Linked DNA regions of Homo sapiens: region 2 is linked to region 1. A link is an interaction called in ENCODE POLR2A ChIA-PET data of the cell type or tissue named here. Cell type or tissue: A673. All regions are shown on one strand. Links, peaks and the distances in the headings refer to the core of each region. The heading gives the core; the rest is flanking DNA. Region 1 holds the start of FRMD8 (FERM domain containing 8). Region 2 overlaps SCYL1 (SCY1 like pseudokinase 1).

The links. Peaks named below come from ENCODE experiments on the same cell type or tissue, not always from the same donor. Only the 100,000 strongest peaks of a DNase experiment are listed, where the experiment ranks them.
Region 2: POLR2A ChIA-PET joins it to region 1 with 16 read pairs; 11 of 35 experiments call an interaction of 5 or more read pairs at or near these places.

Annotation. Positions count from the first base shown.
Region 1 is chr11:65,383,175-65,398,798 of GRCh38, reverse strand. FRMD8 (FERM domain containing 8) reads right to left here and starts at 12,162. Exons shown (of 11, transcript NM_031904.5): 1 at 12,038-12,162; 2 at 11,678-11,762; 3 at 9,271-9,438; 4 at 5,125-5,226; 5 at 4,700-4,758; 6 at 4,374-4,540; 7 at 1,779-2,000. The coding sequence starts at 11,762. It also overlaps a transcript of SLC25A45 not described here. RefSeq lists enhancers at 5,661-6,247, 9,184-9,818, 11,858-12,446, 14,933-15,459 and silencers at 11,776-12,355, 14,727-15,021. In A673, for the core only: no CTCF peak of the experiment used is centred there; DNase peaks (open chromatin) are centred at 7,578 and 8,348; H3K4me3 peaks cover 2,226 bases; H3K27ac peaks cover 5,312 bases.
Region 2 is chr11:65,537,376-65,545,375 of GRCh38, reverse strand. It overlaps SCYL1 (SCY1 like pseudokinase 1), which reads right to left. Exons shown (of 18, transcript NM_020680.4): 15 at 7,496-7,567; 16 at 7,194-7,409; 17 at 7,052-7,106; 18 at 6,672-6,934. The coding sequence ends at 6,810. It overlaps LTBP3 (latent transforming growth factor beta binding protein 3), which reads left to right. Exons shown (of 28, transcript NM_001130144.3): 17 at 1,827-1,949; 18 at 2,152-2,271; 19 at 3,648-3,776; 20 at 4,083-4,250; 21 at 4,422-4,505; 22 at 4,762-4,890; 23 at 4,994-5,131; 24 at 5,223-5,363; 25 at 5,495-5,656; 26 at 5,748-5,828; 27 at 5,917-6,048; 28 at 6,145-6,817. The coding sequence ends at 6,296. Among named protein-coding and RNA genes, the nearest start is that of SCYL1, 16 kb to the right of the region's middle. RefSeq lists enhancers at 4,198-4,247, 4,464-4,758, 6,364-6,867, 6,868-7,372 and silencers at 4,498-5,257, 5,308-5,507. In A673, for the core only: CTCF peaks have their summits at 4,321 and 5,062; DNase peaks (open chromatin) are centred at 4,355, 4,635 and 4,985; H3K4me3 peaks cover 1,208 bases; H3K27ac peaks cover 2,338 bases.

The DNA.
Region 1 (15,624 bases), core at 3,247-11,246:
CTTCTGTCCCCCAAGCTCAGCTGATGGCCAGCCCTCCGATTTCACTGAGGAAACCAAAGCAGCCAGGAGAGGGCCACCTGCCGGTCAGCACACATGGGCTGTCACCTCCCCCTCAAAACCACTACAAGACCCGTTGCTTGACCCCATTTTACAGCAGAGTTGTGACAGCTGGTCACACTCACTGTCTCCATCCCTGCTCACGCTCGCCCACCAGGCTGGAGCCCACATCCATCGCCAGCTGCCAGGAGGACAAGCGGGGCATGCGCTAGGAGCTGCTGCGGGTAGAGCCCTCCTGCCTTGCTGGGGGGCCCAGGGCCCCTTCTCACCTGGCCCACACTTGCCTCCCAGCATCTCTCCAGGCTTCAGGTGCCATCCATATGCATAGGATTCGCCAAATACGAGCTCCAGTTCAGACTGCACTAGACACCAGATGCCCACTCGAAGTCGCCAGTGGGGCGTCTAACAAGTATCTCAAAATCAACATGTCCAAAGCAAGCTCCCAGCCAGGCACGGTGGCTCATGCGTATGATCCCAGTGCTGTGGGAGGCTGAGGCGGGAGCATCACTTGACCCCAGGGTTCCAGACCAGCCTGGCCAACAGGCAAAACCCCGTCTCTACAAAAAATACAAAAATTAGGCCAGGCGTGGTGGCTCCCAGCACTTTGGGAGGCTGAGGCAGGCGGATCACCTGAGGTGAGGAGTTCAAGATCAGCCTGGCCAACATGGTGAAACCCTATCTCTACTAAAAATACAAAAATTAGCCGTGCATAGTGGTGCAGACCTGTAGTCCCAGCTACTTGGGAGGCTGAGGCAGGAAAATCGCTTGAACCTGGGAGGCAGAGGTTGCAGTGAGCCGAGATCATGGCATTGCACTCCAGCCTGGCAACAAGAGCGATACTCCATCTCAAAAAAAAAAAAAAAAAAGAAAGAAAAATTACCCGGGCATGGTGCTGCACACCTGTGGTCCCAGCGACTCAGGAGGCTTGCTTGAGCCCAGGAGGTCGAGCCTGCAGTGAGCCACGATTGTGCCACTGCACTCCAGCCTGAGTGACAGAGCAAGACCCTGTCTCAAAACAAAAACAAAAAACCAAATTCCTAAACTTTCCCTGACCACTCCACAGTGCCGCCCCCAGCTCAGCGGAGGACAACGCCATCTGCCAGGGGCTTAGGCCAGTCCTCTCTGCCTCCTCTCCTTCGCTTCATCCACTGCACATCCATCTGGCAAATCCTGTCACTCTGCCCTCAGAACGTCCTGCATCTGACCATCTCACCTGTTCTGACCACAAGGCCCAAGCCACACCCCATCCTCTGGTCTCCTGGCTGCCGCCTGTGCCCAATGACAGGCTCTCCTCAACCTCTGTGTTCTCGTCTCTCTCCACTAGAACATCAGCTTCATCAGGCAGGGGCACGGTGTCTCTGGCTCAGGGGGACCTCCAGTGCCCAGGGAGCGTGCGTGCAGTAGGTGCACAGAGCTGTTTGTTAGACAACAATTGCGTGACAGAGACAGCTGGCTGAAGGCGAGGTCGGCCGGGCCAGTGACGAGGTGACTGTGCCAGGTAGAAGGAGAGGACCCATCCAAGGTGTCCCAGCCCCTGACAGGAGGAAGGGGAGGACAGGTGCCCAGCTTGGAACGGTGGGGCCTGAGGTGCTCGTGACAAGACACCACTTCATGGGGACACAGCTCAGCTGGAGCAGAGGTGGGCTCACTGGCAGCTGTGCTAGCAAAGCCCAAGAACAGCCTGCGGAGGGGGTGGGGGACCGCGGGGCTGTGGCTCTTACCCATAAAACGGCAGCTCGTGGCACTTGAGGAGATAGGCGCGGTAGTGGGTGCCCAGGGCGGCCTCGCACCCGCCGTCGCTGCTGACCTCCTGCACCTGGCGGTAGGCGTTCAGCAGGCCCTGCTCGCCCGGCCCGGCCCTGGCCCCACGGCCCCGGAGGGCAGCAAAGAGACTCTGGCCCCGCTTACAGAGGTGGGCAGGGAGGAAGGAGTCCAGCTTCTCCCTGTGGAGGAAGGAAGACAGGTGCTAGCGGCCCAACCAGAGGTGCCAGGCTCACGGGGGAGGGCGAGGGAAGCAAGGCTGCCTGGAGGAAGCAGACACACATCTACTTCCAAGTCAGAGGCTGGGTAAGGAGCCCACAAGGGGAGACCCAGGCACCAGACAGAGGGGGTTCAGTTCTCGGCCCCCCTCCGAAGGGCAGACTCCAGGGCCAGCCTGTCTGCTTCTGCCGAGAGCAGCTGTACAGCTGGTGAGAGGCACCTCCTGTCCTGCGCCTGCTTCCTTTGCAGAGTGGGGATGGTGACACCCCCACCTGTCCCAGGTGAGCTCCCCCGGCCCTAAAACTTGACAAGCTCTCCAGGTGCAGGCCAAGGATTGTGATGGGGCTCCCTATGAGGCCCACCTGGGGCTGTCCCTCTGCCCGTCTGACCCGGGGTCACCGTCTGAAGCCAAAGGCTCATCCTGCGGCTCCAGATGCCTGCATCTCCATCCAGGAACAGGAACCCGGGCCCCACCTTCCTGCACTTCCCACCAGTCCTGCCTGAGCCGGCAGCCTCTGCACTGCAGCCCCATGTGCACCAAGGGCCCCCATGGGGCCTGGTCCTGTCACCCAACCCTTCCTGCCTCCTGCCTGGTTGGTTACCACGTGTCCACCCAGGAAACTCATAGGAGCCGAAGGGAAAGACACGAGGAGTCACCAGGCCCCTCTTCACCCCCAGAAGGGAAGGAACCCACCACCCTGAGCACCCGCAGTGTGCCCGGCACTGCAGAGGTCCCTGACCCCCACCTGCGAGGGCACACAGACACACAGGGCAGCCAGGCGAGTGAAGGAGGCCCAGGAGATGGGCCCAGGTCTGCAGCTCACAGCAGAGGTGAGAGGCTGAGGGAAGGTCTGGAGGCCGAACAAAGAGCCCCCACCTGCCTAGAATCAGACTGCAGCAGGAGGGTTTCAGAGCAACATCTGTGTCACCAAGTCAGGAACGTTGGGATTTCTGAACTGGTGGAACTTTTATAACCAAAACTGGTGCAGGGGTTTTAATGCTCTCAATGCTTTGTTCTGCCAGATAAAAACGTGAAAACGCCAACCTACAACTAGCACAGGCTCACAAAAGAAAGGGCATCTCCCCCGCCCCACATGAAGGAGGAGAGGCCCTGGCATACCCACAGTTGGTTCCCCGCCTCAGGCAGCGGGTACTCTGTGGGCTGTGGACCGGCCATCAGATAAGCTGCAGTTGGAGCGCTCAGTCCTTTTTTTTCTTTTTTGAGACGGAGTTTCGCTCTTGTTGCCCAGGCTAGAGTGCAATGGCTTGATCTCGGCTCACTGCAACCTCCATCTGCCAAGTTCAAGCAATTCTCCTGCCTCAGCCTCCCGAGTAGCTGGGATTACAGGCATGCACCACCTTGCCCAGATAATTTTGTATTTTTAGTAGAGACGGGGTTTCTCCACGTTGAGGCTGGTCTTGAACTCCTGACCTCAGGTGATCTGCCCGCCTCGGCCTCCCAAAGTGTTGGGATTACAGGCGTGAGCCACCGCACCCGGCATTTTTTTTTTTTTTAAGACAGAGTCTCACTCTGTCACCCAGACTGGAGTGCAGTGACATGCCCTTGGCTCACTGCAACCTCCACCTCCCAGGTTCAAGTGATTCTCCTGCCTCAGCCTCCCAAACGGCTGGGATTACAGGTGTGTGCCACCACACCTGGCTACTTATTGTGTTTTTAGTAGAGATGGGGTTTCACCATGTTGGCCAGGCTGGTCTCATACTCCTGACCTTAAGCGATTTGCCTGCCTTGACCTCCCAAAGTGTTGGGATTACAGGCCTGGGCCACCGCGTCCGGCCCCTTCACTGGAATTATTTCTAAACCTCGGGATAATCCTCCATGGAGACCAGAGACCGGCCTGGGCTTTGGCAGGGCAGACTCAATCCTCGCCACCCAAGGCCCTGCTAATTTACACAGCAGAGAACTCGGCTCCTGGAGAGGGCTGGGAGGTGGACAGCCAGCTTGCCGACCGCCTGGGGAACACCCCAGAAGTCTGGAACTAAGCTGGCCTGTTACTGGTGACAAAGGGTCAGTATCTGGGTGGTCCCTGGCTGTGACTCCAAAAGCCCAGCTCCTCTGACCCTGGCCGGCAGGAGGCAGGGCTCCAGATTCTTCTCCCAGACTTCACTTCACCTGAGGCTCCAGCCCAGGACAGGTGAGGAAAAGGAGGCTGAGGGGCGGAACAACTGCCTAGGGCCAGAGTGAGCCTGCGGGGCTGAGGCCTCCTGACTCCAGGACCCTGCCCCCACCTTGCGAGACTGAAGACTGCTTGTAAGTTCCATTCCAAGGACAAACTCCCCCACCCAGCGCCCCCGCCTCAAGTCACACAGGCCCTCACCTCAGGTCGCAGGCTGCCGGCCGGCCGGGCTGGTAGGGCCCAAGCTGCACGCGGCACACCAGGGCGCCCAGAGCCTCGCAGTCCTCCACGTCGCACGGGTACCGTGCAGCCAGCACGTTGCCCTTGGCCTCCTCATAGAGCAGCCGCAGGACCTCCTCGTCATGGATCTGCAGGGGGGTGTGGCAGGGACAGCCGCTCAGCTGGGCTGGGGCAGGGAGAGCTGCTCAGTTGGGCTGGGGCAAGGTGCGAATGTCCAGGGGTCTAGGGACAGGGAGGCTGGGCACAAGGGGCCAGGCCTGGTGGGGCCACCAGGGCTCCTGCCTCACCTGGAGCTCCCGCCGCTTTGGGAAGAACACGTTCCTTCGGAACTGCAGGAAAGGCTCATCTGGGGAGAGAGGCTGGGTCACTGCCGGGCATCCCCACTCTGCTTAGCCCTCCCCTCTCCCGATTGGCCCAGGCCCTGGCCACCAACCTCACCCACCAGGGCTGAGAAAACCGGAGGGCCGTGCAGAGGGTGGAGTGTGCAGCTCATCCCAACGTGCCCCGGTGGCTCCCAGCCCATCCCCCAATGGGGCTTCACTCAGGGACCCCTTCCTCCCCTGCCAGGGGTGGCTGACGGAGCCTGGGGGAGATGCAGGCCCTGCCCCTCAGCCAGGGCAGCTCCTTGCTGGCAGGGCCCTGGCTGGGCTGGGAGCCAGAGATGCAGACTCAGGTGGTCCCGAGGCAAGGACAGACAGGCAGCAGCACTGACCCATGGCCACGTCATCGTCTGGGGCACTGGTGAAGCGCAGCAGCAGCTCCGGCCACTGGCGTCCCAGCTTGTAGGGCTGGTGCTTGGGTTTCAGCTGCACCTCTGCAGGACGAGATGGGGAGTGGCCCATGCAGCCTCCGGCCAGTCCAGTGGCTGCCCTTCCACCTATCACACCGCACAGCATGACGACAGTCGCAACCAATAGTAACTGAGCAGGTGCCAAGGGTCCAGAGCCATTTACTCTGCAATAACCCTATCCCCCATTTCACCCATAGAGCAAATGAGCCTCAGAGAGGCCAAGTTCCTTGTCCACAGTCACACAGCAAGCGACGGGGGTCTGGCTCCAGGCAGAGCCAGCCACTAAGTGTTCACTGCAGCCCCACGGCAAGCTGAAACTGGAGACTGGCCAATGGAAGGTGCTGGGGCACAAAGGAACCCTCAGTGCCATCAGGAAGCAGAACTGGAAATTGACAACTGGGGCCCAGAGGCCCAAGGGGCTGCCTTGCCCCCCCACTGGCAGAGCCTGGGCCTCCCCGTCATCACTGCCCACCTCTGACACCTCTGAGGAGCTCCAGCTGACCTTCCATCCTGCAAGCTCTGCACCTCCGTGGCCCACACGCAACCCAGCTCCTGCCTGGCCCTCCCACCTTATCTCCTCTCTCACTGCCTCTCCCACTCTGCTCCTGCCACCTTGGCCTTCTTAAATCTCCTTAAATCATCCCCAGCTTGCTTGTGCCAGGGCCTCTGCGCTTGATGTTCTTCTTTTCCTGGACTCCTTTGCCCCAGATCCTCCCGTGGCTGGCTGATTCAGGTCTAAGTTCAAGGGCCACCTTCCCTGGACCCCTAATTAAGGCAGCCCCTCCTCAAAATTTTCCATCACCCCAATGGTGCCACATCTGTTTGCCTTCACAGGCTGATCACTACCTGACATTCCTCGCTGCTGCCACCCACAGGGGCTGCAGAATTGTCCACCGCCGTATCCCTGGGGCACAGTGACCTCGCCAGGGGTTGGCAGAATGACCAAGTGCAGCAGTCCAGCCCCTCAAACTCCAGGCTGCCCCATGCCACCACTGCTCTGGACCCAGGACTCAATGCCTCAGGCCAGGAGGGACAAAGCCTTTCAGCTCACACACCAGCACCCACCAAAAAACAGTGGCCACCGGGTTCTCTGCCTTTGAGAGGTGTGAGGCCACTTCCAAGTTCATCCAGAGATGTATGGGGATGTCCGTCACCGGGGTGCAGGAGCCAGCGCTTGCTCCAAGCTTCCCGAGCGCTGCCTGATCCACATCTCCCTGCTCTACCCTTAGGCAGTCCCCACTGATGGCCAATCGCCCCTCCTGCTGGCCTGAGGCCAGGGGTCCTTGTCTCTGCTCTTTGGGCCATCTGGGCCTTCCACCTGGAAGAGCAGCCACAGCTCCACACGGGCCCCCTTGCCCACAGCCCTTCCACCCACCCCTGCATCCAGCCTCTGCAGCCCTTTCTCGTCCCAACATTTCTGGTCCAGATTTCCCAGAGGCCCCACAGCCCTCCTTTACAACCTAGACCCTGGGCCCCACCCATCTGTCACCACCTCCAGTAGGGAAACACCATTTACCCCCAATAGTTGCCTCCCCACTCCCTCCAGAAAGGGCTCCATTAACTCCCCTCACTTGGCCACTGAGCCCCTCATGGGGTCCTCATGCTCTCTCTGTCTGGGAACTCAAAGGGCTGGAGGACATGGAGATCACCCACTTTACAGCAGGGAAACTGAAGCTGGGGAAGGCACAGTGCCTGAGGCCACATGGGGCTACTGGCTAAACCAGGAACAGAGCTCTGCTTCCTAAACCCCCCTTTACCATCCTTTAGGCTCTAAAATTCCAATGGTGGCCGGGCGTGATGGTTCATGTCTGTAATCCCAGCACTTTGGGAGGCTGAGGCGGGTGGATCACTTGAGGTCAGAAGTTCGAGACCAGCCTGCTCAACGTGGGAAAACCCCGTCTCTACTAAAAATACAAAAATTAGCCAGGCGTGGTGTCGCTTGCTTGTAATCCCAGCTACTCGGGAGGCTGAGGCAGAAGAATCGCTTGAACCCAGGAGGCGGAGGTTGCAGTGAGCTGGGATTGCACCACTGCACTCCAACCTGGGCAACAGAGTGAGACTCTGTCTCAAAAAAAAAATAAATAAATAAAATTAAGTTAAATTAAGTTCCACCAGGGTCTTCCCTCCTGTATTCCCAGCATCTAGAATACCACGTGGCCTGAGAGAGGCTTTGCACGTCCTTGTGGAACAAGCACAGTAACTGACAAGATGGGGCCTAGGGACACCCTGGAGACAAGGATGTCCTTCCTGCTGCCTACAGCCCAGCCCTGACCAGCCTTAACCCCAAGCCCCAGCAGCTCAAAAGACTCCTTCCTGTCTTCAGAACTCCCGCAGTCCCAGACACTTCCAGATGGGGCCTTCCTGCCTGGAGGCTGCTATCCAAATGGGACGGAAGGGCCCTGGAGCCCTGTTCCACGCAGAGTGACAACGACATTGAGAAGGCTAAGCCCTGCCAAAACATCCGGCATGAAGGGCAGCTCCAGAAGACAGCGCCCCTCCCTGCCCTTGCAGGGCACTCACGGCCCTGGGGCATCTGTCACCGGTTCACCCCATCAGGGGTGCAGGGGCCGGGGGAAAAGGGTTCTGGGGGGGCCCAAGTCACAGCTGAAGTGGCTTTTCAGCCTCCCTGAACCCAGCCTGGGAACAGAGTGGGTGCTGACTTTGTGCCGGGGTCTTCTGCCACCATCCTCCTGTGTGGGCCGGGCAACAAAGCAGCCCATTCACGGCCTCCGGCCGTGGGAGAGCCGGAATGTGGTGAGGAGGGAGTGGAGACGGAGGAGGTGAGAGGAGGAGGCAGGCTGCCCAGCAGGCTCTGGGAGCTTCCCGAGGTAAGGCAGGGGCCAACCCATGCAGAACTGTACCCCCAGCTTTCAGACACAAACCAAGGGGCCCACAGTCCTGACTCGAGGCCCGGAGGTGAAAGAGAGGTGACCAGGCTGGGCATGAGGTGGCCGAGGAGCCGGGGCAGCAGGAAGAGGGTGGGCGGGCACCTCCCAGCAGCAGCTGAGCAGGAAGCTCCTACTGGCAGGGGGGAGGGGGTGGAGAGAAGGATGAGGGTGGGGAGCAGGGGTGCCAAATGTTCCCTCTCCCCCAACCAGCAGCCTCAGGAGAAGACATAACTGCTGGGGGCCCCTTGGACCTAAACCAGGCTGTCCTACGCACTCCCTCAATGGGACTGGTCACCCTCTTCTTGCCTGCATTCCTCTATAACGAAGGGAATGTGTAAGCTAAGAAAACTCGCCCGGCCTATGGCACCGATTTACTAAACAACATGGGGCAGCCTCTCCCTTGGCCCCCTCCTGTGCGAACCAGCAGGCTCAGAGACCCTGTTCACTGAGGGACCCTGGGCTGAGTGTCTAGAGAGCCACCGCCCTTAAGTCCCTCCATCTTGCAATTTCAGCTTGAAAGGGCAGGATGTGGGTGGTCACGAGGCCAGCCAGGCAGGGCTGGAGGCTGAAGACCCCCCTCCCAGAGAAGTCAAGTCTCTACTCTTCCCACCCTCACTAAGAGCCTCAGGGTCAGAGGGGCCTACTTCCTGAGCCATGTCCCTTCTCCTCCCTGTCCCCAAGGAACAGGAACAGTTCAAAGAGGCCGACCGGGAAGCCACTCAGGCCTGGGTCTGTCTTGCTCCTGCCACACAGTGGTCTCGCCACCCTAACTACAACTTCCATCTGCAAGACTGGCCTAGGCCTGAGGACAAGGTGAAATCATGGTTCCCAAACACCACCCAGGTTGTGGCAAAGGTTATGCTCGGCAGACAAGGCCCCCTTCCTCCCTCCCTCCTGCGGTACTGTTCCTGGACCACCCAGTCCCAGCACGACCTGGGGGGCAGGCGTGTCCACTCCTCCACCACCAGCAGAAAGACAGACAGCAGGGCCAGGAGCGGGGGCCTTCTCAGGGCTCTAGGTGCTCAGACAGGTGGACAGCTCAGGATAAACCCAAGTCCCACCTTTCCCCATGGGCAGTGGCCAGCGGCTCCCCAGCGGCTCCAAACACTGCCCCCTCCCTCCTGTACTGGTCAGTGCCCTTCCAACCCTCCAGCCTGGGCTCCTCACTGCCAAGCCTTACCCAGCAGAGGGGAGACCAGCCAGAGCGCGAAGACATCCAGGGCGATGTCTGGAAGCTGCAGGACCTCGCGGACAGCGCGGTGCAGCTCATGGGCACTGAGCGAGGGCAGGTTCTCCACAGCCAGGGGCACCACCGTGTCATCCGCTAGGTATACCAGCACGTCAGCCGCTGTGATGGAGACCAGGCAGGCTCAGCTGAGGCCTCTGCCTGGCACAGCCAGGCCAGGCCAACCAGGCACCCTCTACCACCCACTGGGGCTGGAGCCCCCACCCTACACCCCTCAGGGGTGACCAGGGCTACGCTCCTGAGACAGAGTCCTCGCCAGAGGCAGAGCCCCAGCAGCCCCAAAAGACCCTATCACGAATGCTATCTATTAGTGCTTCCTTGACACCCTTAAACCACCCAGAAACCCAGTAACTCCTGCCCAGAGACCAGCCCCACCGCAATCCCCCAAGATTCAAATTAAGCCTGGCCATTGCAAACCTGCCCCTCACCACCATAGCTGCCCCAAGGATTCAACTGTTCTTCTGCCCTGAACAAGAACATGCCACAGATGTGAAACTACAGCACAGAGAGGCTGAAACCACAGCATAGAGAGGCTGAAACCATCCTGAGGCTATGGCAGTTAGTCTGGCTGGCTGGCAGGAGCGAGAGCTGGTAACCCGCTGCTGTCCTTAGGCAAGTCTCTCTCTGACTGAGGCTAAGATGCGAAGAGATAATTCTTTAGGTCACCCAGGTTAAAGCAAGTTCCAGGTCTCAGCTTCCTTGGGACTCTTTAAGTCTGAGGACTCTTTAAGCCTCAGGAGTCAATACGAAGCAGGCTAGGGAAGAACAGCCCAAATAGCTGAGAGTTCCCTTGTGACAACTTGTGGGTTCCAGAGCCAAATGGAGACACCTGGAAGAGCAACCAGATTCAAATCCCCATCCCTGAGACTGCAGGCATGGTGAAGGAACACTGGAGTTTGGGGCCGACATACTCGGGTTCCCATCCTTGCCTGGTCGCTGGCCAACTTCAGGGAGTCAATTTAAGTTGTCAGTTGCCTCATCTGTAAAAGTAGAGCTAATACTCCTCCCTCCAAGAGTGTGTGGAAGGGAAGGGCACGGTTTCTCATCTACACAAGAGAAGGTGCTCCTCGGACCCCCAGTCTGTTATGCTCCAGCAGCTACTCTCAGAGATCACAAAATCACTTCGAGGAGGCTCAGGTTCAGATCTACTTCTCAGGCAAGAACTGAGGCACCAGAAGCTGCAGTATGTAATCACCTGGAGAGCTTCCACAGCCTGCCTGGGACTTAACCTCCCTAGGGCCCAGTTTCCTCCCTATCAAATGAAGATCATGATATGATCCCTGTTTTTTTTTTTTTTTGAGACGGAGTTTCACCCTCGTTGCCCAGGCTGGAGTGCAATGGTGCGAGCTCAGCTCACCGCAACCTCCGCCTCTCAGGTTCAAGTCATTCTCCTGCCTCAGCCTCCTGAGTAGCTGGGATTACAGGCATGTGCCACCACGCCCAGCTAATTTGCATTTTTAGTAGAGACAGGGGTTTCTCCATGTTGGTCAGGCTGCTCTTGGAATTCTCAACTTCAAGTGATCCACCCGCCTCGGCCTCCCAAAGTGCTGGGATTACAGGTGTGAGCTACTACGCCCAGCCTGATCCCTGCTTTCAAAAGGCTGTTTGGGAGAAAGAAAGGACACAGCCGGGTGTGGTGGCTCACGCCTGTAATCCCAGCACTTTGAGAGGCTGAGGCAGGCAGATCACGAGGTCAGGAGATCGAGACCATCCTGGCTAACACGATGAAACCCCGTCTCTACTAAAAATGCAAAAAATTAGCCAGGCGTGGTGGCGGGCGCCTGTAGTCCTAGCTACTCGGGAGGCTGAGGCAGGAGAATGGCGTGAACCCCGAAGGCGGGGCTTGCAGTGAGCTGAGATCGCACCACTGCACTCCAGCCTGGGCGACAGAGGGAGACTCTGTCAAAGAAAGAAAGAAAGGAAAGAAAGAAAAAAAGAAATGACACAAAGAAAGTGAACGTGTCACTTTCTTTTTTGTCTATGTTGCCCAGGCTGGTCTCGAACTCCTGGGCACATGTGGTCTGCCCACCTTGGCCTCCCAAAGTTCTGGGATTACAAGCATGAACCACATCAGCCTTCACTTTTCATTCATATAATCTCATTTGAATTTCACAGCTATGTTAAACAAGCTCATTTTACAAATGAGAGCGAGGACCCAACCTGGCCAGTAAACTAGTGACAGAGCCTCTGACTTCTGTGAGTTTTCCACATCTGAATGTACCTTATTATTTCTTAGTCGATACATAAATTATCTTTAATGAAAAAGAAGACAAGCCAGAGCTACTTCTCCAGGGCTGGGGTCCCAGGAGGGTGTGGAAGAGGAGATGCGGGTGGGACCCACCTCGGGCTCCCACGGAGGACACGCTGCTTCGGTGGGATCGCTCAGCGGGGCCGGGCTGCCCGGCACTGCCTTCTGTCCCGTCCATCTGCAAAGGCAAAGAGAAACAGCAGTTACCGGGAGCCAGGGATGGGGGGCTGGAGGTCTCCTCAAGCTCTCGGTGAGTACGGTAAGGGATCCCAGGCTGGGTCCGCAAGGTTGAGCGGCGCTGCCTGGAGGGGCCAAGAGTGCAGACCGGGCGCTGGTGGGAGGGGTGCGGGTTGCTACGGTCAAGAACCGGGGGTCGACCTGGATGCCCAGGCAGGGCAAGGCGCACGCCCAGCCGGGGACGGAGGCCCGGGCCAGACGTCGCTGTGCTCTCACCTCGCAGGGTCGCAGAGCCCGCCACCTGAGAGGCAAGGCTCCTGCCTGGAATCCTGCCCCGCCGCCAAGCCCGCCACCGCCCGCACTCGGGCTCCCGCTAAGGACGCAGCTGACCGGGAAGCGACGCGGAAGCCACGGCGGGAGGAAGCGCGGCGCCCGAGGCCCCGCCCCCTTCGACCCGGGGGAGCCAATGGGAGCCCAGGGCCGCCCCGCGCGGCCCGCGCATGCCCGGACGCCAGCCTCGCGTGTCTCATCACGCCCGTGGGGTGGCCGCGTCACGTACCAGCCCCGCCACCACCAGAGTGACCCAGAGCGAGTTTCCCTTCACAAAGGCCCCGACTGTTGGCCTGTAAGAGGGTTTGGCGAAGATTCGAGAATCAGGCTAGGGGCGTTGGCCTGCCCACGCTGGGTCTTCGGGCTAGTTCCCTGCCTGTGAAATGGACACTTCCTGGCACGTGCCAGGGATCCATGCGGCGCTGGCAGCGGCCTGTACCGTGGCGCTCTCGGCAGTGGTCAGGAGAATGAGTCCTGGCCCAGACTCATCCTGGACAAGTCCCTTCTCCTCTGGGCCTCAGTTTTCCTCATCTGTAAAATGAGGTGGTTGAACTGAATGACCCCCAAGGACTATCCCTACTCTCTAAATGATTATTAATATATGTCTATGTCGGCCGGGCGCGGTGGCTCACGCCTGTAATCCCAGCACTTTGGGAGGCCGAGGCGGGCGGATCACGAGGTCAGGAGATCCAGACCATCCTGGCTAACACGATGAAACCCCGTCTCTACTAAAAATACAAAAAATTAGCCGGGCGAGGTGGCGGGCGCCTGTAGTCCCAGCTACGCGGGAAGGCTGAGGCAGGAGAATGGTGTGAACCCCAGGGGGCGGAGCCTGCAGTGAGCCGAGATCACACCACTGCACTCTAGCCTGGGCGACGGCGAGACTCCGTCTGAAAAAAAAAAAAAATTTATATATATATGTCTAAATCAGAAAACCAGGACAGACACTCTGTTTTTCCAGGGAGCAGTGACATGAGCCCTTACTATCTTACACAACAGCCTGGGAGACCTTGAGGTTTTCCCAGGCTGGGAGGAGACTTGGGGCCCCAAAGAGGCAGGTGTGAAACCACCTACCCTCAGGGCCATGTCACTGACATGTCCTGGTAATGCAACATGTGTGCATCTGAGATGTGGAACTCAGGGAGAAAAATAAGTCCATGGGGCACCTTCTGGGGCCAGAGGAACCAGAAGTTGTCCCAAGTGACAGCAGTGGGCTTGGTGATCAGGAACAGAGGGCAGTGGGTTCACTTTGCCCTGGTTCCCTGGGATTGGAAAGCAGCTCTAGCTCCTGACCCAGTCCAGCCTTCTTTGGTATGTGAACCAGCTCTGCCTGCCCTCCTATGATCCACACTGCCCCACAGCTGAGCCCATGACATCACATTTGCCTTGCCAATGTGACTTAAGGACTTGAGGAAGCTCAGATGTGGGCTGCAGGGAAGGGTGTCCAGTGGGGGCAGGCATCTCCTTCCTGGTTCTCAGCTCTGGGACCCTCAGACCAGGACACACTGTATCTCCATGGCCTCTTGACCCAGCTGGAGTGAAGCAGGAGCAGAAGAGTTCAGTGTTGTTTTGAATGCTTACTGGATGCGGGGCTTGTGCTAGGTCAGGGGATGGAGACTGAGGGGAGACGTGGCCCTGCCCTCAGAAAGTGTCTGTTGTGGTTTAATTGGTGAGTTAAGGAAGAGGGGAAAGAGAAAGAAGCCCAGGAGAACAGCACATTTAAAACCACAGCACTTTGGGAGGCCGAGGCAGGAGGATCGCCTGAGGCCAGGAGTTCAAGACCAGCCTGGGGAACATAGTGAGACGCCATCTGTAAAAAACCCAAAAATTAGCCAGGTGTGGTGGCACACATCTGTGGTCCTAGCCATTCAGGAGCCTGAGGTGGGAGGATCGCTGGAGCCCAGGAGTGTGAGCTCACAGTGAGCTCTGATAGCGCCATCCTGCCACTGTATTCCAGCCTGGACAACAGTGAGACTCTGTCTCCAAAAAAATAAATAAAACCACAGAAGATGACAGCATTGCCTTAAGAACTATGAAATGCTACAGGCAGGAAAAGTCTCTGCTCACTTGCTGTGTGTGGGGCACTGGGCCAGGCCCTTTCCCCTGTTTCCTGTGTCATTCTCATGCGTCCTGAGAGTGGAAATAAGTATTAGCAGTTGCCATTTACGTGCCAGCCACTTTTTAAAGTGCTTTAATCCTTAGAACTCACTAAGAGGTGAGTATCACATCTCTGTTTTATGTCAAAGACTGACACCTGGGAGTGTCTGCGGTGGTGGTGGGGAGGCTAGAACCCGGGTCTAGTCAAGGAGGGGCACTGGGAGAGAGTCCGGGAGGCTGATGGTGGGGAAGGAAAGGCATTCCAGGTAGTGGGAACTGCACGAGCATGGTTAGGACCCCAGGAAAGACCCCCGCTGTGTGAGAGCATAGCAGGTGGGTGGCACCATGGGGGAGGCCTTGAACCCCAGGATGACAGATATGGGGCAGGCGTGTTAGACAGTAAGAACATTTTGGAGGTTGTGAGCTAGAGATTCACAAGATGACGCCATGCTTAGGTGGGCTTCCCTTCAGCAAGGCTGTAGGGAAGTGGGAATGAGGGTCTTTCTCAAACTGGGGTGAGGCGGTGAGATTGGAAAAGAGAATGAGACCCATTCTGAAGTGAGGGAGGAGGCGGCCTCCAGCCTTTAGAGCTGAGAGGCTTAGACATCAATTAGCCCGACTGCTGTCCTACTTTGGCAAACAATAATAGACCCCAAGGCCCACAGAAGAGGTTGCTCAACATCACTGAGAGAGATAATGTAACCGCCCATTGGGTTCACCTTACCCTCTGCCTAGACAGAGCCAATTTGTCAAGACAGGGGAATTGCAATAAGGAGAGTTTAATTCATGCAGAGCTGGCTGTACGAGAGACAGGAGGGTTTTTTTTTTGTTTGTTTGTTTGTTTTTTTTTTTTGAGACGGAGTCTCGCTCTGTTGCCCAGGCTGGAGTATAGTGGCATGATCTTGGCTCACTGCAACAGCTGCCTCTCGGGTTCAAGCGATTCTCCTGCCTCAGCATCCCAAGTAGCTGGGACTACAGGCGCCCGTCATCACACCCGGCTAATTTTTGTATTTTTGGTAGAGATGGGGTTTCACTATGTTGGTCAGGCTGGTCTCGAACTCCTGACCTCAGGTGGTCCTTCCGCCTCGGCCTCCCAAAGTGCTGGGATTACAGGCGTGAGCCACTGCGCCTGGCCTGTATCAGTTATAGTTTTTGCAAAGGCAGTTTCAGGAATAAGAAGCAGAACCAGGACTGCAGCCCAAGCCACCACGAGAGGCCAGTCTTTGGGGATGGTCTTTTAGGATGATCTTTGGGGGTGGCCCAAGGAGCCCCAGGCAGCTCCAGAGGCAGGAGGTAGGAGGTCCTGTTTCCCGAATCTGTCCACCCGGGAGAAAGCAGCAGGGGTGGGTGGGTTCTGCCTTGGCCACAGTGAGAGGAGAAGGGAGAGAAGGACTGGGCCTTGGGCGTCCCCCATGGGAGACTAGGAGCTGCGGGGA
Region 2 (8,000 bases), core at 1-8,000, 150 kb before region 1:
CACCTGGAATGATGGACCATGGACCGGGGGAGCTATGGAGTCTTGGGTGGGCCTGCTTAGCCAACCCAAGGTGGGTTGGGTAAGCAGAGCATCTAGCAGAGCCTTGTGGACACTGACAGTTCAGGGGCAGGCTGCGGAAGGCGTTGGAGGAGATGGTGGGGGAGGGATGGCAGGGGCGCCTGAGGGGCACCATCTGGGAAGCTGGGGAGGACATATTTCCAGGGAAGGAGGAGGATGAGCCAAGTGCAGTAGAGAGGTTCTTGTAAAATAATAACTGGTGAGACAATAAGTCTTAGGACAAGACTTAGGGGTCTGCCCCCTAATCCTACATGGAAATCCTAGTGATGCCTTCCTTGGCAAGAAGGTCCCTGGTAGCCTTGGCAGGGTAGCTTTTGGGATATGATAGGGACAGAGGCCAGAGATATGTGGGCAGAAAGTGAAGAAGAACAAGACCTGGGGACTCTTGCTCTTCCAAAGTGGGGCTTTGGTATAGGCTGAGGAGGTGATGCCAGGAGAGTGGACCAGGAGACGAGGGCAGCAGGGTCAGGAGAGGAGGGAGGAGAGCCAGCGGAAGGGACATCTCTTGCTGTAACAGGAGCAGGAGGGGAATGGATGTAGATAACGATGTTCAGTGGGTTAAGGGGGATTACCTTTAATTCTCTCAATACACAGTGAAGGGCCTGGGTTGAGTAGGGGACTCAGGAGAACAGTGGCGGTTTGGAAGTATCCCAGGGCATGGGGCTGCCTAGGGGCTTTATGGAAGTCAAAGCTTTAGAGGAGTCAGAGAGGGAGGTGCCAGCCACACGAGGCTCTGTTGGACTGAGGCTGAAGCCTGTGGGTATGTTCCAGCATGCTCAGCTTGGTGGCTGCTCCAGTCCCACTCCGCACCCAGGATCCACAGGCCACAGCTCTGACCAGAGACTGGGCATTGCCAGACAGTGAGGAGGAAGGAGAGGTGTTTATGGATCAGGGACGGGAGTCCTAGGGATGATAAGCCCTGGGCTCCAGCTGGGAACTATCAGAGTCTGGGGGTGTCAGGCAAGCTCGGAGGACTGAGAGGGAGGCCACCAAGCCCTGTGAGAGAGAAGGTGGAGGTGAGGACTTGAGAACAGTGGAAAGAAGGCAGCCTCTGAGGGCCCCAGGGTGGAGCAGATCTGAGTGATGAAAATCCCCTTGGGACCCTGAGAGTGAGGGGAAGGTCACGGAAGCCGAGAGATCCAGGAATGTGAGGTCAGAGGCTGACCTGGTTGTCCACGCGGATGTTCGAAACTCCCAGGATGGAGAGAAAAACAGAGCAGGAGGAATGAGGAAGGTGGGTGCTGACAGCCACAGGAGGACTGAGGCTGCAGGAGGCCGGCGGCACCTCAGAGGCCGAGCTCAGGCTTGGAGGGGTCTGGGATGTGGGCAACAACTGGCTCCATCAGAGAGGCCTCAGGAAAGTGTGTCCCGGGGGAGGGTCAAGTTCCTTTACTGCATGAGCAGAAGAAAGTGGGAAGAACAAGGATAGGGAGTTTATCCCCAGAGGAAAAAGGGAGCCATGGCAGGTGAGGGAAGGGTGGGAGCAGCAGTGAAAGCGGCTGGGGCAGGGAGAGAGGGCGGGGGAGGCTGGGGAGGCTCTTTAGCATCAGACCTGGCCTAGGGACCCTGGCAGCACCTGACCTGGTCGTCAGGGCACTGTGTGCCACCCAGAAGCAGGGTGAGGCCTGTGCTTCTGAGTGCTGCTGGCCTCAGCTCTGGTGCTCCAGGCCATGCGCAGAAGTGAGAAAACAGTAGTAGAAACCCAAGACCACCCAGCCTGGTCCTCTGACACCCCCTATGCCCTGCAGATGTGGACGAGTGTGAGGCTGGGGACGTGTGTGACAATGGCATCTGCAGCAACACGCCAGGATCTTTCCAGTGTCAGTGCCTCTCTGGCTACCATCTGTCCAGGGACCGGAGCCACTGCGAGGGTGAGGGATCTTAGAGCTGGGGTGCTGACCTGTCCCTCCCTACCCCAGGACCCCCACCCCCCAGGGTCCAGTCCTAATCCAGATCTCAGTTGGGGCATAGGGGCGTGGGACTGACCCAGGGCTCTGGGAGAAAGCTTTGGCTGCCTCAGGCTGGGGTTGGTGATCAGCCCCTGAGATTCTCCACCCCTTCCATCCCCTACAGACATTGATGAGTGTGACTTCCCTGCAGCCTGCATTGGGGGTGACTGCATCAATACCAATGGCTCCTACAGATGTCTTTGCCCCCAGGGGCATCGGCTGGTGGGTGGCAGGAAATGCCAAGGTATGGGGGACTGGCTGAGGGTTCCTGAGGGATGTGGCAGGGAGCAGTAATTCCCTAGACACACTGTGGCCTTTCTCCATCCATCCATCCACCCATCCAACCATCCTTCATCCATCCATCCATCCATCTATCCATCCATCCATCCATCCATCCATCCATCCATCCATCCATCCTTCTATCCATCCATCCTTCCATTCATCCTTCCACTCACCCACCCATCCATCTGCTCAGCCTTCCAGTCTTTCACCTAGAATAACAATGATCACAGTAAACATGACAGTTAGTGCTATCGTGGTGCTTACTATGTGCCAGGCACTCTGTTAAGCTCTTTACAGATATTAATGTATTGGTCTTCCCCATCAACTCACCCATACACATGCATTCATCCAACAAAAGTTTAGGCTGAGTGCAGTGGCTCAGGCTGGGGGCGGTGGCTCATGCCTGTAATCCCAGCACTTTGGGAGGCTGAGGCGGGCGGATCATGAGGTTAGGAGTTCAAGACCAGCCTGGCCAATATGGTGAAACCCCATCTCTACTAAAAATACAAAAATTAGCCGGGCGTGATGGCGCACGCCTGTAGTCCCAGCTACTCGGGAGGCTGAGGCAGAAGAATCGTTTGAAGATGGGAAGCGGAGGTTGCAGTGAGCCGAGATCACGCCACTGTACTCCAGCCTGGGCAGAGAGTGAGATTCCATCTCAAAAAAAAAAAAAAAAAAAAAAAAAGTTTATTGAGCACCTACTATTTTCCAGGTTCTGTGCTTTGTACTAGGTAATCAACAATCACCCAGGGCTCCCAGCTAGGGGAGGCCAACATGTAAACTGATTCTGACAGTTCAGGGTCCTGGGTGCCAAGAAAGGTATAGACTAATGATTAATTGCAATGGGGAGGTGAATGTTGAACTGGACTGAAACGTAAGTAGGAGTTCCCTAGGCATGGGAAAGGCAAGGCACGAGAAGTCATTCCAGGACCAAAGAGCAGTAATTGCAAAGCATAGAGATCTGGAAGGAGCTAGTTGTGTTTACAGAGGAGGGGAGGGTGCCCTGAGCACAGAGTTGGGGAGTGGAGGGTGGTCTAGAGTAAGGCGTGATGAGACCTAAAGGTATCGGAAGCTCAATTGCATTTGAGGCCTTTCCATTTGGGCTTCTGATACTTTTAGGTTTTGTAAGGTTAGTGGGAGCCACTGAAGGTGTTATGAAGGACAGCAGCTAATGTCCACATGCACATTCAGACACATGCACAGACACAGCAGACTTCCTGCTGTACATACTTTGAAACCAAAGTGGAAATTCAGGTTCTGAACTTGTGTGAGGCCCTTGAGGTGCAGCCCCAGGGAAAGAGGGGCTGGGTTTCCAGCTGCGCTACTCTTGCCCCGCAGACATAGATGAGTGCAGCCAGGACCCGAGCCTGTGCCTTCCCCATGGGGCCTGCAAGAACCTTCAGGGCTCCTATGTGTGTGTCTGCGATGAGGGCTTCACTCCCACCCAGGACCAGCACGGTTGTGAGGGTGAGTGTCCTCCCAGCTCCTCCCTCGGACTGGACAACTCCCCTGAGCTGCAGCTGGGATTCAGAGATGTGTCCTGGCCCCACCCTCCTAAATTTGGGGAACCGGAAGAAATCTCTTTTGGCTGGGGGAGTCTGGTGGGGCCAGACGATGAAGGGTCCAGAACACCACGTTGAGAACAGAGCCAACTCTCAGGAGGAGGCTAAGGGGAGCCAGGGAATGTGGGGGGAAAGACCTGTGGTGGGTGGGCAGGGTGGACAGGGCCAAGGGGGGTCTGTGCACAACCCTGAGCTGCCGTCTGCCCCTCAGAGGTGGAGCAGCCCCACCACAAGAAGGAGTGCTACCTGAACTTCGATGACACAGTGTTCTGCGACAGCGTATTGGCCACCAACGTGACCCAGCAGGAGTGCTGCTGCTCTCTGGGGGCCGGCTGGGGCGACCACTGCGAAATCTACCCCTGCCCAGTCTACAGCTCAGGTCAGGAGCCGGGCAGGCCCCTTCCCAGATCTTCAGTTTCTTCATCTGGAAGCCAAATGTGGGAAATGGCGCCCCCTGGCAGTTGGGAAATAGGCGGCGGGCTGCAGCCCTAAGCCCACGCGCGCGCTCAGTCCTGCCTCTTCCCTCCCCACGGCCGCCCTGCCCCTGCAGCCGAGTTCCACAGCCTCTGCCCAGACGGAAAGGGCTACACCCAGGACAACAACATCGTCAACTACGGCATCCCAGCCCACCGTGGTAAGCGCCCTGCGGCTCCGCCCGCCCCGCGCCCTCTCACCCCGGGTTGGGCTCGCCCGGATCCCGCCGGGACTCGCTGGGTCAGCTGCCCGCGCCGGGTAAGCCCCGCCCGCACCTTCCTCGCAGGCCCCGCCCTGTAGGCCCCGCCCCTCCTGTAGGCCCCGCCCGGGGATGGCTTCGCTCCGGTGGTGCGCCCAGCCCACGCCTCCGGGCTGCAGCTGCGGGACCGGAGCGGCCAGTGTTTGTCACCCCGCAGACATCGACGAGTGCATGTTGTTCGGGTCGGAGATTTGCAAGGAGGGCAAGTGCGTGAACACGCAGCCTGGCTACGAGTGCTACTGCAAGCAGGGCTTCTACTACGACGGGAACCTGCTGGAATGCGTGGGTGAGCTCCGCCCCCCGGCGGCCGTGGGGAAGCGGCAGGGAGACACGCGCCACCGCGCCCATCCCGGGCCTGCCCCTGCTACCCACGCTTTTCCTCCCTGCAGACGTGGACGAGTGCCTGGACGAGTCCAACTGCCGGAACGGAGTGTGTGAGAACACGCGCGGCGGCTACCGCTGTGCCTGCACGCCCCCTGCCGAGTACAGTCCCGCGCAGCGCCAGTGCCTGAGCCCGGAAGAGATGGGTGAGGCCCGGGCCGGGGAGTGGGGTACGCGGGAGGGGCGGGGCCCGGGCCGAGCTGTGACGGCCCCCACCCACCCCCTCGCTGTTCGTAGACGTGGACGAGTGCCAGGACCCGGCAGCCTGCCGCCCTGGCCGCTGCGTCAACCTGCCGGGCTCCTACCGCTGCGAGTGTCGCCCGCCCTGGGTGCCCGGGCCCTCCGGCCGCGATTGCCAGCTCCCCGAGAGCCCGGCCGGTGAGGGCGAGGGTTGGCCTTGGCCGATCCCGGGGCCCTGTCCGTCACGTGGCCCCCGCGCAGGTGGGGTGGGGCGGAGGCGGGCGGTTCCTGCCTTGGGCCCCTCCCCTGATGCCAGGTGTCTTCCGCAGAGCGTGCCCCGGAGCGGCGCGACGTGTGCTGGAGCCAGCGCGGAGAGGACGGCATGTGCGCTGGCCCCCTGGCCGGGCCTGCCCTCACCTTCGACGACTGCTGCTGCCGCCAGGGCCGCGGCTGGGGCGCCCAATGCCGACCGTGCCCGCCGCGCGGCGCGGGTAAGGCAGTCGGGGAGGAGTTGGCCGGGAGCGAGGATGGGGGCCAGGGCCCGGGGACCCGGACGTCGCTGACCAGTTCTGCTCCTCCCAGGGTCCCATTGCCCGACATCGCAGAGCGAGAGCAATTCCTTCTGGGACACAAGCCCCCTGCTGTTGGGGAAGCCCCCAAGAGGTGAGTGCTGCCGGGTCGGGCGGTGGCGGGGTTGGTAGCCTTTGGCCGGGGCTCAGTGTTGAAGTCCATATTGTTCCGGGCCACGCAGATGAGGACAGTTCAGAGGAGGATTCAGACGAGTGTCGCTGCGTGAGTGGCCGCTGCGTGCCGCGGCCGGGCGGCGCCGTGTGCGAGTGTCCCGGCGGCTTCCAGCTCGACGCCTCCCGCGCCCGCTGCGTGGGTGAGCCGGGCTTCGGGGGTGGGGGCAGGGGCGGGGCCGGTGGTGAGGAGCCGCCTGGAGGCTCAGCGAAGCCGCACCTGTCGCCCTCACCTTCAGATATCGACGAGTGCCGAGAGCTGAACCAGCGCGGGCTGCTGTGCAAGAGCGAGCGCTGCGTGAACACCAGCGGCTCCTTCCGCTGCGTCTGCAAAGCCGGCTTCGCGCGCAGCCGCCCGCACGGGGCCTGCGTTCCCCAGCGCCGCCGCTGACGCCGCCGACGCCGCCCTCGGCCCAGACCTCGGTGATCACTGAGGGATTTCCGCGAGCTCGGCCTCACTTCTGCCCCGACTTGTGGCTCGGACCCAGGGACCTTCAGGGCCCGCAGACCCTCCCGGCGCCTTGAGACCCGAGGCGCCCCTACCGGCCCCCCTCCCCGGTTAGCGGGCGGTTGTAAGGTCTCCGGCGGGCGCTGCCTGCCTTCCTCCCAGAGGGTGTTTCCTAGAAACTGATAAATCAGATCGTGCCTCTTTACCCTTGGCTTTCGAAGCAAATTGATGTTCACGTCTGACGTGGGCGCGGGCTGCGCAGGGCGGCGCCAGACCCCAGCCGCCTCCCAGGGGCTAGACTGAGCCCGGCACAAGGGGTGTGAAATAGAATTTATTGTGGCTCTGATTATGTACACGTGAGATGGCCTGGCTGGGCCGGCCGGGCTCACATGGTTTGTACAATAAATACATCTGTGGGGCGGGCTCTCCGCAGCCGGGAAGGGCCACCGCCACGGTTCAGTCCAGCTTCCGGGCTCCCAGCTTCATGGGGCCCTTGGCCACCTTCCTCTCGGCGCGTTTGGCCTCCATCTCCCGCCGCCGCTCCTCGCGCTTCTTCCGGGCCAGCTCAGCCTTGACCTGTCCTGGCGTCAGGAAGGGGAGCCCCGGTCTCAGCTCTCCAGCCAGTGCCTGCCGGGGGCCTGTAGGGGCGGGCTAGTCGGGGAGCCCTAGTCTTCAGCCCACCCAGGGGAAGCACTTACGACTGTCAGTCTCGAGGCCCTCCCAGTTGTCCTCACCCCAAGAGTCTGGCCTCGGCTGTAAAGAGAAGTGTGGGCTGCAGTGGGGCCCACTTCTGGCTGAGGTCCACCATCTCTACCCTCTCGCCAGACCTGTGCTGGGTACCTGGGTGCTGGGACGTGCAGACAGGGTAGCGAAGGGGTCGCCCTTGTCGCTGGACTCTGGGCCACCCCAGTTATACTCGCTGGCCAGCCGTGTACCGTCAGGAGGTGGCTCCTGGGAGCTTGGCTCCTGCCAGCCCTGTTCCCAGGAGCCCTCAGCTTCCCAGCTGCTCCAGTCGGACTCTGGGGATTTGGAGGATTTGTGGTCGGAGTTGCTGACCTGTAGAAGAGCGGGAGGGGGAAGTAGCCCTGGGCCCAAGGAGGAAAGAGCCCCATACACACACCTCCCCACCAGACCCAGCTCACCTGACTAGCACGGCTCACTTGGCCCCCGGTGCTCCAGTCGTCCTGCTGGGCCAGCACAGACTCGGCCTCCTGCTGCAGTGTGGGAAGGGACCACTGACTCCCACCCCATGCTAAAGGGCAAGTGAGCCCGCCCCAGCATCATCCCAGCCACGGGCCCCACCACTGTCTTTTGCCTTCCTCCTCATTTGCTCCTCAGGCCCTGTTTCCCATCTATTAAATGGACGCTGACCCTGGCCTGCCCTCACCCCTCTTTAAGGCTGGGGAATGAGATCTAGATGCCCCTTCCAACAGCCTTGAGGGCCAGAAACTGCTGCTGTCAGCCAGATGGGGAAATTGGGCCCCCAGCTCTGCCCCATTCTGAGGACAGCCCCAGTCCTCCCTCAGCCCAACCTGAGCCCATCCCCCAAGCAGAACTGGTCTGGTTCTAGACCCAGGAGTGGCCTCTCCTTGCTGACCCCCATGGCTGGGTGGGCACTGGAGGAGGGGAAAGGGGGACGGTGTGGGT